Linked DNA regions of Mus musculus: region 1 is linked to region 2. A link is a loop called in an ENCODE intact Hi-C map of the cell type or tissue named here. Cell type or tissue: heart. All regions are shown on one strand.

The links. A loop is a pair of places that touch in the nucleus more often than their neighbours do. Peaks named below come from ENCODE experiments on the same cell type or tissue, not always from the same donor. Only the 100,000 strongest peaks of a DNase experiment are listed, where the experiment ranks them.
Region 1: a loop joins it to region 2, with 3 times the contacts of the local background. A loop is called at or near these places in 2 of 42 quality-filtered maps.

What each region holds. Positions count from the first base shown.
Region 1 is chr6:134,788,865-134,796,864 of GRCm38, forward strand. It overlaps Dusp16 (dual specificity phosphatase 16), which reads right to left and starts at 3,764. Exons shown (of 7, transcript NM_130447.3): 1 at 3,413-3,764. It overlaps 1700055D16Rik (RIKEN cDNA 1700055D16 gene), which reads left to right and starts at 3,496. Exons shown (of 2, transcript NR_151454.1): 1 at 3,496-3,632. In heart, no CTCF peak of the experiment used is centred here; DNase peaks (open chromatin) are centred at 2,547, 3,087, 3,827 and 5,537; H3K4me3 peaks cover 4,164 bases; H3K27ac peaks cover 3,042 bases.
Region 2 is chr6:134,562,589-134,570,588 of GRCm38, forward strand. It overlaps Lrp6 (low density lipoprotein receptor-related protein 6), which reads right to left and starts at 4,325. Exons shown (of 23, transcript NM_008514.4): 1 at 4,055-4,325. The coding sequence starts at 4,109. In heart, a CTCF peak has its summit at 3,451; DNase peaks (open chromatin) are centred at 3,433, 4,403 and 4,633; H3K4me3 peaks cover 3,010 bases; H3K27ac peaks cover 2,191 bases.

The DNA of each region.
Region 1 (8,000 bases), 230 kb after region 2:
TCTGGGAATTAAGTTTTATGCTTACATATAGTTATATAATCACAAAAATCCATCTCCTCACCGCTAGATTGTGTTTTTTAATACAAAGAAACAGAAAACAGAGATCTGACTTTCTGATGACAAGAGACCTACATCATTAACCAATATCAATCAGGAAGACGATGACAATTAATTATTCTCTTCTTGTTGAAGTATCAAGGGGTATTTTTCCACTTATACCTCTTTCCTTTTATCCCAAGGTGTATCCTATTTCCTCCTATACTGGTCATACCCCTGGCATACACATACTGGCATGTGTACACACACACACACACACACACACACACACACACACACGCGCGTCATCTTGCCGTAGATTCTTCTTTTGAAGCACTCTTGTTTTTCTCCGGTCATGTATCTGATTAAATTCCTCGCCTCCTAGCTTAGTCAGTGTAAAAGAGTGGCCTCTTCTTAAAGCTTAACCCTGATTCTTTACCTCCAGCCAGCCTTCAGGACCCTTCCCTCACAAAGCCAACCCTTTATCTATCTAAATAAAAGAAGTGTATGAAAATGAGAGATTATCCACAATACAAGTAAATTGGGAAAATGACATCTGGCTTTGAAATATATGTAGCTTTAGGTAAGATTCATTTTATGATTTTGCTTAAACCAACATTAGTAAGATTGTTTTTTCTTTATGATGGTGAACATCAGTCTCAATTTTAAAATCTGATAATTACTACTTTAAAGATAATCAAGCATCAAGTATATTTTGTTTCCTATCAAGTCTTTTTAACATGTATAATCTGTTGAAATATGTTGAAAAACTTGTTTTCTGTTATGCCTGGTTATCTTCTTGGGGAGTTTTAAGCCATGAGATTTCCCTATATTAATCTACTTCTTCAAGTTATTGTATCTTCTGTTTGAGAACTCAATGCACTTAAAAAACATTAGTGCCCAATGAAGTTATTAGTCCAATAAGATACAACAGAAAAATGTCTTTGTTAGAAATACCAGGAACACATAAGACTCTAGGATAAATTACACTGGTAAATGATATCAAGTTATATTTTACAGGACTTTATGGTTGGGTGAAAATAGAAAAGGCTTAACAATGAACATGTATATAAACTTGTTTGTTTAATATATTAAGTCCAGATAATGAAAATTCTATGAAATTCAATTTCCTAATTCAGGCAGTTAGAGAAGAAAAAAAAAAAAGCTATTTTAACACTCCAACATTGTTCCTGTTCTTCTCTAACTCGAGCCAAGCTTCCTTCAAACTTCTCAGACCTACTCTTTCTCTATGTGGGAGGGAACATAGTTTACACCTAGGTCCTCACCTAACCCCAGCCAGACTCTTAAACCAGCTGACCTCTGCCTCCTCTTTTCCACTCTACAAATAAATCTTCAATGTGTAAGAAAGCAGGAGAGAGGGGAACTGAGTTACCAGGATCTTCCTCTTTGACCCCTTTCTCAATTCCTATAATTAAACCTCTGTTCAAATAGACCAGGAACCCCCAATTTCGTATTAACATTTTAAATTTATAGGTACTCAACTACATTCACCAAGCTGAACTATGAGACAAGAACTTCCAAACTGAACAGAGTGAGGGGTGGGGAGGGAGTGGTAACTGTGTACTTCTGTTCCTGGCCCTGTCTACTGAAACTCACCATCTGAAACACTGAAGGAAAATCAGCACAATTCTAGGATAAGTATTTCACTTGAGTTGCTAAGATACCAGAGAGTAAAATAAAACAAAAAATTGTAACTATCATTATCAACAGTTTATACTTTCTAAACATCAGCTTATTCACCACTTACTAAAATGCAAAATAAACTTACTTCGAATTTTCTCCCCATTTGGAACTCTGATAAACACAAAATCTTACACCTTAAAACTAATAATTCAAGCTGAAGTTCTGAATTTGTCCATAAGATGGTAAATGTTATGAAAATATCAACATTCCACAATGTCTTTAAACACAATAAGTTCCACAGTTTTATTTTTTACATAAAGACAAAACCCTTTTGCAGTGCCTGGTCACATTTTGACTAGAATACACAAAGCCACAGACACTTCAGTTTTCAATTTACTTCTCCAAGCGACTGGTCTTCACCCAATAGAGAATTCTATAAATCTGAATTACAGCCTCCCACAGTGTGCTCGCTAATATTTGAATTGTCTCAATTGTTAAGCTTTTTTCCCCTTCTTCTGAAATTTACCTTTAAAGGTCTTTTCTTTAAGGGAGATGAAAAAGTGTAGGCTTTTTGAGGAAGTAGTTGTTAACTGTATGTACTATCAAGCTCCACAGAGTGGCCAAAGAGGCTTATTCCCCCTGAGAATCTATTTCAGAGAGAGAGAGATAACGTGAGCAGGAGAGAACACATACCTGGTCATTTTCCCAGCAGGTTCGATAGGTTTGATTCGCTTGTAAGAGCAGAGTATTTACTTACAATCTTTAAAAGCAAAGTGGCACCCAGCGCACTGTGTAAATAAAAACCTCAGAGGTTTAAAAACCCTCATCCTAACTCACTTCCCCTTGGTTCAGGGGACGGCACAGCCAACCCCACAGCAAATGAGATTATGCAACAGGTTTTTCCTCTCTAATCATGGGCTGATTAGAGGTGTGCGTTCTCCAAACAATCTGAGACACACAGGACTTCAAAACACCAAGGATCTTTGCAACAGGCGTTTAAGAAAAGTTCTTTCCAATTTTGCACAAGCCATTCATTTTAAGATCTCCTTGTACTTTCCCCAAGTGTATTATCAGCTTTCTGTAGGAAACAACCCGTCGCTCTTAAAGAGTTTGCATGTATGTCCTCCTTAGGGTTTTTTTTTTTCCACGTGAAACTACACCGTACACACACACACACACACACACACACCGTCCGTTGTTTCCCCGTTTTCATGTCTCACATTTTACAGCTACTGTAAATAAAGGAGTCACCGGCGGACCGTTTTCCTCCAACACCGTGACGGGAGCCCCGGAATGAAAGTTGAGTTTTGGGGGTGGGTTTTTTTTTTTTTTTCCTTGTTTAAGGAAGCGACACGGTCGCTCCCCAGGTGGCCTCGCTGGCTGCCTGCACACACACAAGGTGAATTTGGGATTATGGAAACAGTCAGGGCCCCACTTGGCAGGCGTGTTGTGTAACAGTCTGGAAGTGAGCAGCTTCGCCCGCCCAGGTGCCGGCGACCCGCGGCCCGGGGCTCGTTCGCCCGCTCGCCCGCTCGCCCGCTCGGCGCGGCGAGGCCGGGGCGCCCCCGCGGCTCGGGCCGACCCCCAGCGCGGCCTACACACCCCCCGCCGCCGCCGTCGCCGCTCCGGGCCGCCGTGGCCCGCCGGCCCCCGGCCGGGGAGAGCGCGCGGCGGCCGGCACGAGGAGCGGACGCGCCTCCCAGCCGGCCCGCGGCCCGCCGCGAACACTTACTTGAGGGGCCGCCGGCTCCAGGCTCGCGGAGGGGAGCGAGCGTTGTCACCGCGTCGCCCAGCCGTCGCTCGCGCGTCCTCCTCGCCGCCGGGGCTTCTCCTCTGAAGGGTGGGCGGAGAGCTTAGCGAGAGCCCGGGCGTTTGCAACTTTTCTTCACTTTCTCTTCCACCGCCCCCCGAAAGAGGGAAAAAAAAATGTCGACAGGGATGAAGAAGTTGAGGTAAAGTTGGGGGTCCGCGCGGGAAAAGCGAGAGGGGGAGGGTAAATGGTTGGAAACGGGATGAGAGCCCCCCCAAACGGTGATGCCCGCAGGAGGGGACCAGGGGGGGTAGTGTGGGGGTTGGGGAGAGAGAAAGAGTCGCTGGTCAGGAAACTTCAAGCGCGGATGAGGTCATCGGTTTAAAAATAAAGAGATGGCGTCACTTGAAACCAATCCCAGTGAATGAACTCAGCGGAGCCCGGGGGGGAAAGGAGGAGACGGGCGAGGGCGGGGCGGGGGGCGGGGTGGGGGGGCGGGGTCTCCGGCCCAGGCCGCGCATCGCCCGCCCCTCGGCGCTCGTCCCCGCGAGCCGGAGCCTCCGGAGCCTCCGGGAGGCGGGCTCGGGTCGCGTACCGGGCCGACCGAGCGGCGCCTCGGCGCTCCGGGTTCGCGGCCCGGGAGCCTGGGTCTGTGGCCCGCCCGCCTCCTGCCCGCGCTGGGGTCTCTCCTCCGACGGAGGCGGCTGCTCCAATGCCCCCACTCTAGGGGAAGGAAAGCAAGGCGATCTGAGAGTGCTGCAGTCAATCATTTTGTAAGAAGGTCCCGGAATCCCAAATCCGGGGCTTTTCTCTTGAGAGGGAAGTTACAGGTACTTGAAGGAAAACTGCACCGGTGATATCAAACATATCTTCACCTATGTCTTCGTCCTTGAAAGACCCTACTACACGAGTGCGGGCAAACGCAGCCAAGAATTATTTTTTCTAAAAGAATCTTTTCTGCGTGCCCTCGAGATGGCTCAACAAGTAAAGGGTCCATGCGGTGGAGAGAACCGCCTTTGAAAGTTGTCCTCAGTCCACATGCTGTTCCCCACCCCGCTACACACACACACACACACAAATAAATAAATAAAATGTAATACACACACACAAATAAAATGTAATAAGACGTTAAAGGTATTTTAGGGTTGTTAGGAGCACTGACGGCTCGATTCCCAGCACCCACATGGCAGCCCAGAACCATCTGTAACTCCAGTTCCAGGGGATCTGATGCCCTCCGCTGACCTCCATGGGCACCGAGCACACATGGGGCGCACACACAAACATGAAATCAAAACGCCCTTACACATTAAGTAAGTATTCTCGACATCGGTAGTACAGCATCATCTTTAAGTCAAACCAGAGTTCACTTGCTTTCAAGAGATGCAAGACCTACTTGAGCCTACTTTAACTCCAAGTCTTTCATGGGTTTGGGTTTTTTGTTTGTTTTGGTTTGCTTTTGCTTTTGCTTTTTTCTCCCTTCTTTTCAAAGTAGCTTTGTTTTGAGACACTACCTACTTAGGAAAATGAGAGACCTGAGGTGGCGACAACCACTCTCAGCAACTGAATAGGACAATCGAAGCTTTATTCCAGTGTTCTTTGAGCATCTGAGCTTGAAGCTTCTACTAAAAAGGACTCACGTGGATATCACATAACAAAGATGAGATCAATGACAGAAAAGCACACTTCGAGTGGACTGGCCCAAGAACCAGATTCCTGTACCCCTCAACACACGCCATCTGCAGGGTACTGAAGTAAGGATTCCGGCCTTCAAGCAGTATGTTGAGGTGAATCGATGTGGGCACCGCCTAGGTGGCTTGGCGTGCTTTCCGAGTGGGTTAGAAAGGTAACGTTTCTGTTAGTCCTCTCCCACCTTTAAACCCTGCAACAAAGGTGCACCCGTTAAGGCTGGCAATCATTAATCATTTAAGGTAACCATTATGGAATATGCCTCCGGGGACTTGCAGGTCATCTTTCAGAGTGAAAAAGGGAGCCCTTTTGGAGGTGAGAACCGCAGAAGCTGCAAGCTGAGCTTGCCGATGCCGACCCAGCTTAGAGGAGAGGTGCCTTTGACCTTCTGCGGATTTGAGTGGAGGCGGCTCCCTGTCCTCTCGTGGCAGGACGCGGTACTGCAGCGTCACCAGCTGACAACCACCAAGACGCCTGCTTTTGGAAGTTGGGAGAGGAGTAGGTGAAAAAGAGCTATATAAGGAGTCCCCTAGCTCAGGAAAAAAAAAAAAAGTTTGTTTGTTTGTTTGTTTTTTTAAATGTTCTGGTCTAGCCAGGTGTGATGGTACACAGGTAGCAAGACAATTCTGGCACTCGGGACACTGGCTGGACCAGCGTGGTGGCTCTCTGGGTAAAAGGCCTGAGGACCTAAGTTCCATCCTGGGATACACAAGGAAAGGAAGTACTCCTGGTCTCCACAGCCAACACGAGGCATGTCTGTGCATACACTCATCGCATACACATATACACTTTAAAAGAGACTGTGGCAAGAGGATTGAAAGCTAGAGGCTAACTTATGCTACAGAGGTTGACTGTCACAAGCAACAAAGCCAAGTGCAACTGTCCCCTTCATGAAGATGGCTGTCTTTGGTTTATCAAGGAACCGGCAGCCGGTGTTTCACAGAAAACGGTCTTACTGGGTCAGGATTTCAATGCGCTAGAAACAGAAAGAGTGGAAAGGATGAGATGCCGTCCTTTCAAAAGGCTTGAGAAAAAGAGGATAAATTCCAGTAAAGCATAAGTGTAGAACATTTAAACCCTCCAAGGTCATAGTGGTCTGGCAGCCTATCTCAGGTTCAGCTTGCTCCTGATAGTATCCTGTGGGTGTTTTGTGTGCTTGTTTGTTTTCACATTTGTTTATTTATTTATTTATTTATTCATTTATTTATTTACATACTAGGGGTGGACCATGGTACACTTGTAAAGGTCAGAGAACAACTTGCCAAACAACTTAGTGTCCACATGTGGGGCCTATTGGTCAAACTCAGGTCGTCACACTTAGCAGCTCACACCTTTACCTGCCTCAAACCTAACCAGACATGCTCCGTGTTTGTTTGTTTCGTGTTTCGTGTTTTGTGCAGAATCCTACTCTGTAGCCCAGGCTGGCCTGGAATTTCATTAATTCTGCTATCTTAGTTTCATTAATTCTGCTATCTTAGTCTCCAGATTGCTGGAATTATAGGCATGACAACCATGACTGGCCTCTAAAGCTCTTTTTTTTTTTTTTTTTTTTTTTTTTTTTTTTTTTTGGTTTTTCGAGACAGGGTTTCTCTGTATAGCCCTGGCTGTCCTGGAACTCACTTTGTAGACCAGGCTGGCCTCAAACTCAGAAATCCGCCTGCCTCTGCCTCCCGAGTGCTGGGATTAAAGGCGTGCACCACCACGCCCGGCTTAGCATATTTTTAATATTATGTAGAATCCAAGTTTGAAGTTCTGGCCAAGGGCATTTCTGGCAAGTAAAATAATATATGTACATATATATAAATTACATATGTATATGCATATATTATACACACACATACATACATACATACATACATACACACATACATGGTGAAGTGCTGAAAATACCTTTTCCTGTTTTGATGTTCTCACTTCCCAACTACTGGAATGTGTGTAATACTACATCTGGCTTATACTGGATTTTTAATCCTCATAACAACCTTTATAAAAGGGATTCTGGCTTTGTAGCCCAGGTTATTCTCAGACTCATGTACCCTAGGCTGGCCTCAAACTTGTAGTTACCCTACCTCAGCTTCCCCCAAATGCTGGCGTTAGAGATATGTGTCCCCATACACAGCTTATGTTTATGATTTTTTTTACATTGAACAAAACAGAGACTGGGAAAAAAATCAAGGAGCTTTGCAAGGACACATAAGTGGTAATAAGAAGTTGAAACTAAATTCAAGTGTCCCCATGAGACCAATTTGTTTAGAAAATACAGAATATGAGTTCCAAATAACACTAAAGCAATATCGCTTCTCTTAGCATACACTTCTGTGGAGCTTGTGACTCAAATATAAGCTGCAGAGGGGCTGGAACTCGCCAGCTACAGAGTCCAGGGGCACATGGTGGACATGTACAAGGTATTGACACCAAGTCCTCTGAGTCACTGTGAGGTTTAAATCCTGTGCCAAGTAAAGCGCCGAGTACCTGTACGGTGACATGGTAACCACCTCACGCCACTCCTTCCGCCTTAGGAAACCCTCATATGGAACCGACCTAGATGACGACCCACAGACTGAACTGGGGTACAGAGAATGAGGAAGCTCATTCCAGGAAGAAGAAACAAGTACAACAGGAGAAACAGAAGTAATGTGTGTCGAAACAGCATTTGACTGCAATAGTATAAAGTCTGGGAAACAATTTAGAGCTAGATTACGTTAGGACCCAGCCAAAGAATTTACATGCTGTAAGTAACGGGAAATAGTAGGAATTATATTTTTTTTTCCATTTTTTATTAGGTATTTAACTCATTTACATTTCCAATGCTATACCAAAAGTCCCCCATATCCACCCACCCCCACTCCCCTGCCCACCCACTCCCCCTTTTTGGCCCTGGTGT
Region 2 (8,000 bases):
GCCAAAATTCATTTGACTGCCTCAAAACGTTGTAATACCTGATTTAAAGGAGAAATCAATTCTGAAAGACTCACTTTTCTAGAAATATTAGTTGTAAACACTTCAGTTTGTTCAGATACCATTCACATCTCTACAAAAAGTGGGCTGGGGGAAGGAAGACAGGCAGCAGAGAATTGTCATATTAACAAGCCCGGCCACAAGAGAACATCTATGTTATACTCCCTTCCCCACAAGGCTCAGGGACCATCTTAAAAGATTTTAAGAGCCAAAAGTCATGCAGGAGCAGAGCAAAATAATGTCTTCTGGCCATGACAGGAGTGCTGCACACATGAACTCACAGCAGCTGTGGTGGGCTGCATAAGACCCACACAAGATCAAGTATGTCAGCATTCCAGCATGGAGGTGGGGAGAGAGGCTCATGCGCTCCCCTCCCTACTGCTACAGAGGAGCTACAGACAGATGGCTTCTGGGGGAGGAAGAGTCCTTTTCTCTACCTGTGTGGCCCCTGACAGATTTACTATGCTCCAGTAAATGGTACCAAACCCACCAGTAGATAGGCAACACAACCTGGACTTGGTAGACTATTTTAAAGACAAAGAACTCAAAGTTCAGAGCGGATGAAAACAGACCTGGGAGAGGTCAGGAGTAAGAAGATAGGAGAAGGGATAGGAGAATAAATATGATCAAAATATATTATATGCATGTATGAGTCTCAAAAATAAAAATATTTTTTACAGGAAATAATAAGAATTTTAAGAAGTCTCCTCAAGCTGGGCAGTGGTGGCGCACGCCTTTAATCACAGCACTCGGGAGGCAGAGGCAGGAGGATTTCTGAGTTCGAGGCCAGCCTGGTTTACAGAGTGAGTTCCAGGACAGCCAGGGCTACACAGAGAAACCCTGTCTTGAAAAACCAAAAAAGAAGTCTCCTCAAAGAAAACCAAGATACAGTACTTACCAAGTACCTATTTCGATGTCATTTGAAAACTTGTTTTTTGTTTTGGGGGTGATAATGGTTGTTATTGATAAAGATTTCTTTTTTTTTCCCATGCTGGCCTCAAACTTACTATGTTGTCTGGGCTAGCCTTGCCTCCTATCAAATGCTGGTACTACAGGCATATGCTTCCATGCTTGCCTTCAAATACTGTAATTCTTGCAGCTGGATTTAAGAGTGCACACTGTCTTCTGGAGAGCCTGAGTTCAGTTCCCAGCATCCACATTAAGTGGCTCACACCACCTGTAACTCCAGCGCCAGAGAACCCATGCTTCATTCATTATATACAGACACACATAGTTTTTAAAAATTAAAAAATTAATTTTTTATAAAACTGTGTGTGGCTCTTTCCAAAAATATTTCATCTAGAAAATCAGAGATAATGTTTTTCCTATTGGTACCTGACTAGACCTAACCTAAGCTGTGGGGTCTGAAAGAGCAAAGCCCTGTCTGCCTTACTCCAGCCGCCCTGAGGAACTGAGATTCACACAGGAGCTACTCCAGGCACACTGGCCAGAGAACGGAGAAAAGCCCTGCTCTACAATGAACTAGCTGACAGAGAGTGCCCCAACTTTTTTTTTGTGCCCCAACTTCTTACAAATGACAACAATATCATCTACTTTAAGCACTCTTGAATCTTAAACAAATTAAATCTCTAATCACCAACAATTGAGGACACATCCATAAATAATAAAAAAAAATTTTCACATATAAAAATAACACTATTTATAGCCATATATGGGGAGGCATGCCTGTGACCCCCACACTCAGGAGGTTGGGAAAGGAGAAGAGTTGAGTTGCACTTGGAGGTCAGCCTGGGCAGCATAGAAAGATCCTGTCTTTAAAACTTTTTAATTAATATTTGGAAAGCACTCCTATGTTACTTCATTAAACACACCTAATAACCCTTGCAAATCAGCCAGACAGGTATTATTACCCATGTTTTATAGATAAGCTGAGACAGAGAGAACCAGAAGCAGAAATAATGAAGATCTAGCTTTAAACTCAAGTCTATGGTGCTAAAATCCTCAACTTTCAAGTTTTTCCCAATATTCTTTGTCACTTGGTAACTAGGACAGGGTGCAGCCTAGCGATGGCAGTATTAAATGACCTTCAACTGCTGGTGAGTAAACAAGGCTATAAGGTACAAAGTCCCAAAGTCACACATCATCACAAACCCAAAGTAAAAGTACCACCTCTTCTGGGAACTACAAGTAATTAAATCACACTTTGCTCCTGGGAAACCAAGGGTGACTGTCACTTATAACAGAGGCTAACAGTGCCAAGAAGTGAAGAAACTTTAAATTAGGAATCGTTTACACCAAAAAGACAGTTTCAGTTGGAATGATATATGCTCACAATTAAATAATGCTAAACAGAAAAACAAAGACCTCCTTAGCATTATTGTATTACATTTAAATAAGCTCCACTTCGGACAGTTACCTCTTCTTGATCTTGTTACACACAATATCATGCTTCACCATCTCTAAACCAAACTCATGCATGAATCTACTCAACTCTAGGCTCAAACCTGTTATCAAAATAAACAAACAGTCCTATGTCCCCTCTAAGAATGGCAGCTGGACTTTCAGGCGCTAAAGCCATCAGAAGTCACAGATTTAGACTTTCCCAACTCTAAATCAATCCACTAGTTCTACATTTTAACTCTTATGAACTTGTCAATCATATTCACATGTTAATAACAACTTTCTCACAGCTACAGCAAAATCTTTCAATGTAGAGTTTACTATAACAAAATAAACACTTGATTATTAAATCTCTTGAGTAATAACATTGAGTTCTCTGCCATGGAAATTAAAACAGCAATTATCTTTCTGGTATTTGCAAAAAGGACTAGACAATTCGGGATACGCTTATTTTTAGAAAATGGTGGGGGGGTTTTAAGGCAAATAGTCTTATTCAAATACACACATGCATAGATGATAGGCTGTCCCATTTACATCATAAGATTGTTAGTTACTATCCTACTTTGCAAACTTCCATACTTCTGACGGACTTAAACGTTGAGCTTGTTAAATTAATAACTAAGAATCCCAGAGAGGTCCCATTAACTGGCACAGGTAAGTTAACAAAAGCGAACAACAAGATACGGCGTCAAACAGCACCTCAATTCTTGCACAGGCAACACTCTCCATGGCACCAGCCCCCATCGCTCATCAACTGAAGACCAGTCGACAAGGTTTCCATTGCAAACTGTCACACAACAAAAAGTCAGGACGTACGTCTCAGCCTCACAGTCCAAATTCAAAACACCACAGAGCCACTACGTTTAAGCGATTCCCATAGCAAATTACCCAGGGCATTCTCTGTTATTTACTAAAGTGCCAAGCAGTTCCCAGGGGTGCCCAGCAAATGATAATTTAGTTCCCAGGATAGGCTCCTCGCCACACAAGGATGACTTCCCTACTTGGTGCCAACTGTACACTTGCACACTCCGCAAACAGGGGGCGAGTCCTGAATACCAGGGGTTACGAGGGCAACGTTTGTGTTTTTATTATGGGCTCAGATGATCCCGAATGCTGAAAAGCGCGACCTATCACCCTAGAGTCAATTTCCAACTGTGCTCTCACCCAGGACCATTCTATCCCCGCGGAAGACAATTATTAGTTGTAACAAGGCCTAGAGAGGGGAGAAGGAAAAAAAAAATAGTGGGGTTTAAAGAAGAAGAAAAAAGTTCACCTAAGAGACACGGGAAAGGTGAGCTCAGGCTTCGAGGGAGAGGGAGGTCAACACCAATGGTGCTGAAAGCGCAACTACAAAAGCCCCTTTCTGCCCCGAGTGCAGGCGAGCCGGGCACCGTCAGTCATTCCGATGGAGTGCGGGGGGCCAGGGGTCCCCCCGAGGCCCGCAGCTTTGTCCGGCGGCGCCGCGGGGCCGGCCAGGGGTGTGCGCGGCGGCCGGGCGCGGCCCCCGACCGCGGGCCCCTTCCTCGCGCGGCTCCCCAGCGCCAGGCCTCTGTCCCCGCCGCTGTCCCCGCCACCTCCCCTCCCCCTCCCGGGACCCCGGCAACTTTTCCCCCGGCCTCGCCTCGCTTCGCCTCACCTCTCAGCAGCACGCAGAAGCTGCAGGCCAGGAGGCTCCTCAGCACGGCCCCCATCTTCCCCCCACCACCGCGCGCGCTCGCGGCCCTCACCGGCGCCCGGCGGCCAGGGGACGCGCGGGCGAGGAGCCGGGGCGGCCGCCGCAGCGGCGGGTCTGCACGCTCATGCTTTCCGCGGCCGCGAGAAGAAAGAAAAGGGCGCACGTCAGGGCTCTAGCGCGCCGCTCCGGCCCGGGCTCGCGCGACGCCAGCGCCTGCCCCCATGCCGCCGCCTCCTCCCGCGGCGCCCCACGTCCCCCGCGCGGCGCCTCATTCAGCCTCTTCCTCTCGCAGCGGCGCAGGGATCCGCCGCGGGGCCGCCGCCGTCTCCCTGCGCGCCCGACTCCCCCCACCCCCGTCCTCAGCGCGCCGCGGCCGGACCCCGGGAGCCGCGACCGCCGCGCGCGCCGACTCCCCGGAGAGCCCCCGCGGGTTGAGCCTCGCGAGCCCCCGCACGCTGCGGGGATAAGGTCTTCCCGAGGCGCATTCCGATGGGATTCTTTCCCCGGGCGGCGGAGGGCGTGAGGCGACGTCGGCCGACACTGGGGCCGGCGTGGTCGGGACTACTTTCTGCGTCCCGGCCCGTCGCCGCCCGCGCCGCTCTTTGTGCGCCCGGCCGCCGAGCCAGGTGGAGCTGCGGACCCCGGGGCTGCCCCGGGACGTAGGAAAATCAAAGTGCCATTGCGGCTTACGCTTTCCCGAAGCGGCGGGCCAGGGGAACGGTGTGCAGAAGCCAACGCGGAGCACATCGCTAGTGGACTGGGTTGAGAATCCTCATCATAGGAAGTAAAATAAACCAGACTCGGACTTTAAAAAAAAAAAAAAGTATGTTTTTCTCCTAGTGTGGAGCCTGCTTTACATATACACATAAAGTCACACACATGGGGAAAAGACAAAGATTGTGGGATTGTATACACATAAGTAAACCTTACTCAGACAAGTTTCCCTCATATGTGGATCTAGGGGTGTGTGTGTGTGTGTGTGTGTGTGTGTGTAGAAATGCCTTTATATATGAGTTAACACATAGATGATAAGAAAATAAAAGTATGACTATCTGGGAAAAAGAGTGAAGCTAATGTTGGGGGAAGAGGCACACACATGTTAAAAGAAAATTATGTGCTTGAATCTTATCCATCATTACATACAATAAATATAAACTAAGAAAAAAATTAAAGAAAAAAAACAATAGTTTTTTGTTTGTTTGTTTATTGCCTTCCAAGAAATACAGACCTTTTTTTGTGAACTAAGCTGACAAGGACTAAAGCTTTCTAAACTGAGAGAGAAAATCCTTAGTAGCTAACAGCAAAGAGAAAATAAAACATGTCTTTTCAGGGGGAGGGGTTACAGGTCTGAGAGAAAAAAAGGAGCCCCCAAAACAACCTCTACCACTACATGTGCAGTGGGCATTTCCAAGTAATAGCCCAAATGCCCTCTGCAGTCAACTGGCCAGCTTCAGCCTAGGCCAGCCAGCTCCAAACGTTAACCATCAGCTGTGTCCTGTCCAGCCATCACACACCCTTTCTGCAGGCGAATGGGCAAAGGGCTCACCTAGGGCTTGCAAGCAATTTATCAGATGGGCCACTCAGAACTAACCTGAGATGAGACTGGCTTTGCTGTGATTCTCTTGGCACACATGAAGAATTTGAGACACTCGGTGACTTATCCAAGGCCACTCAAGTCCTGAGTAACAGAACCTGAAGCAACCAACTTGGAGGATTGTACAGGAGTGTTAGGAAATGTTTTCAGGTAGGCTGGTGAGGGAGCGCGGTGGGTAAAGGCACTTACCTCTAAGCCTGACAGCCTAAGTTCAATCCCTAGGGCCCACAATGTGGAAGGAGAGACCTTACTCCTTCCAGCTGTCTCTGACCTCCATTTATATGATATATGCCGTGGGACTCACCCTCTCCAGGACACACACACTTTTTTGTAAACAACAACAAAATTTGCATGCTTAAAAGTAGTGAAGATGGAGAACAGAAGGGGATCTGGCATGGTGGCAGGCTTTCATGTGCAAGACCCTAGATCGCTCTTGTACTGTGGGAAGAAACTGAAAATTTCAATTTTGCTGATGTAACTTGTGTGCATATGTGTGCACAGACCTATTGTATACTTGAGCAAAGACCAGAACTGATAATGCAAAAGTAGGTATCAGGATAGAGGTGCACTTTTCTTCCCTGTCCTTTAATAGACTGTGTTTTTATTTCCTAAAGATACTGGAGTGAACCTCTGTAATAGAAGCCTAGCAACAATGCTATTCTCATTGTAGAACAGATTTGTCACTCAGCCATTTAATTGCACATTAGACACGGTCCCTGGGCTAAGTGTTGGTGATTTAACAATGAGAATAACCATAGCCCTCACACTCAAGCTAACACCCTGATTTGGAAACACACATGAGTTAAAAATGTTATACTTGCTAGATGGAGACACTCTTGAGTTTGCCTAGATAGTTCAAAGAATGAGAAAATACCTGGAGAACCCTGGCTTGAAATGTCCCTCGAGAGTCTGCTTAGCTGACCAGGCCAATGAAGCATCCCAGGCAGAAAAAGGATGGGTGAGAAGGCACGGGGCTAACTAGAGCACTTGGCATGCTGGGGATTTGAAAGTAGCTCCACCTTGCTAAACCATGGGGCTTTTGGAGAATGTCAAGAAACGAGGGTGGACCATTACATAGGAATTGTGTTTATTACTAGAGAAGGTATTTATTTGTTTATTCATTCATTCATTCCTTTGCGGGTGTTGAGGCAGAGTTTCGTGTAACCCAGGATGATGTTCAACTCTCTGTATAGTCAAGGATGACCGTGAGTTTCTGATCCTCCTGCCTCCACCTTCCAAATGTTTGGATGACGAGACAGTGTCACTACTCCCAGCTTAATAAAAAAAAAAAATGGTGTAAGCCAAGCTAAGTTTAGAGGGTATTCAGAAATTTTGCATATGATAGCGAACTCTGAAAAAGGGTCAGTCCACAACAGGCCTGAGGGGTGAAGAGGTGGAATTTAAAGGAAACAAGACATCAAAACAGTAGGACTTGTAAAGAGAGAGGTGCTGAGGGGGACTTCAGGTCTCTAAGTGAAACAGGAGTCTCTTATACCAAGAAAAGACAAGCCCAGGAAACCATTTCAAGCAGGTGTGTAACACAGGCTAGTAGTGTTAGCACTTGTGAGGTAAAGGCCGGAAGCTCAGGAGCTGAAGGCCAGCCTCACCTACAATGAACAAAGGAAAAGCATTTCAAAAGCCAGGTATAGTGAGCAGCCTGTCATCTCAACACTGTGTGGGAGGCTGAGGTGGGAAGAGCCTGAGCTTAGTTCAGTTTGGGCTGCATAATAAAGATTTACATCCTAACACACAAAAGCCATTGAGAAGGAAAGCGGTCATAAGTTACGCCATACTATAGGGCTTCTGGGTTTTTTTAAGATTTGCTATTAATTTTCTGTATGTATCTGTGTCTGTGTGTGTCTGTGTGTCTGTGTATGTCTGTGTCTGTGTTTGTCTGTGTGTACCTGTGTCTGTGTGTGTTTGTGTGTCTGTGTATGTCTGTGTCTGTGTTTGTCTGTGTGTACCTGTGTCTGTCTGTGTCTGTGTCTGTGTCTGAGTCTGTGTCTCTGTCTGTCTGTGTCTGAATCTGTGTGTGTCTGTGTGTGTCTGTGTGTGTCTGTGTCTGTGTCTGTGTCTGTCTGTGTCTGTCTGTGTCTGTGTCTGTCTGTGTCTGTGTCTGTGTCTGTGACTGTGTCTGTGTGTGTCTGTGTCTGTCTGTGTCTGTCTGTGTCTGTGTCTGTCTGTGTCTGTGTCTGTGATTGTGTCTGTGTGTGTCTGTGTGTGTCTATGTATGTCTGTCTGTGTCTGTGTCTGTGTATGTCTGTCTGTGTCTGTGTATGTGTATGTCTGTCTGTGTCTATGTCTGTCTGTGTC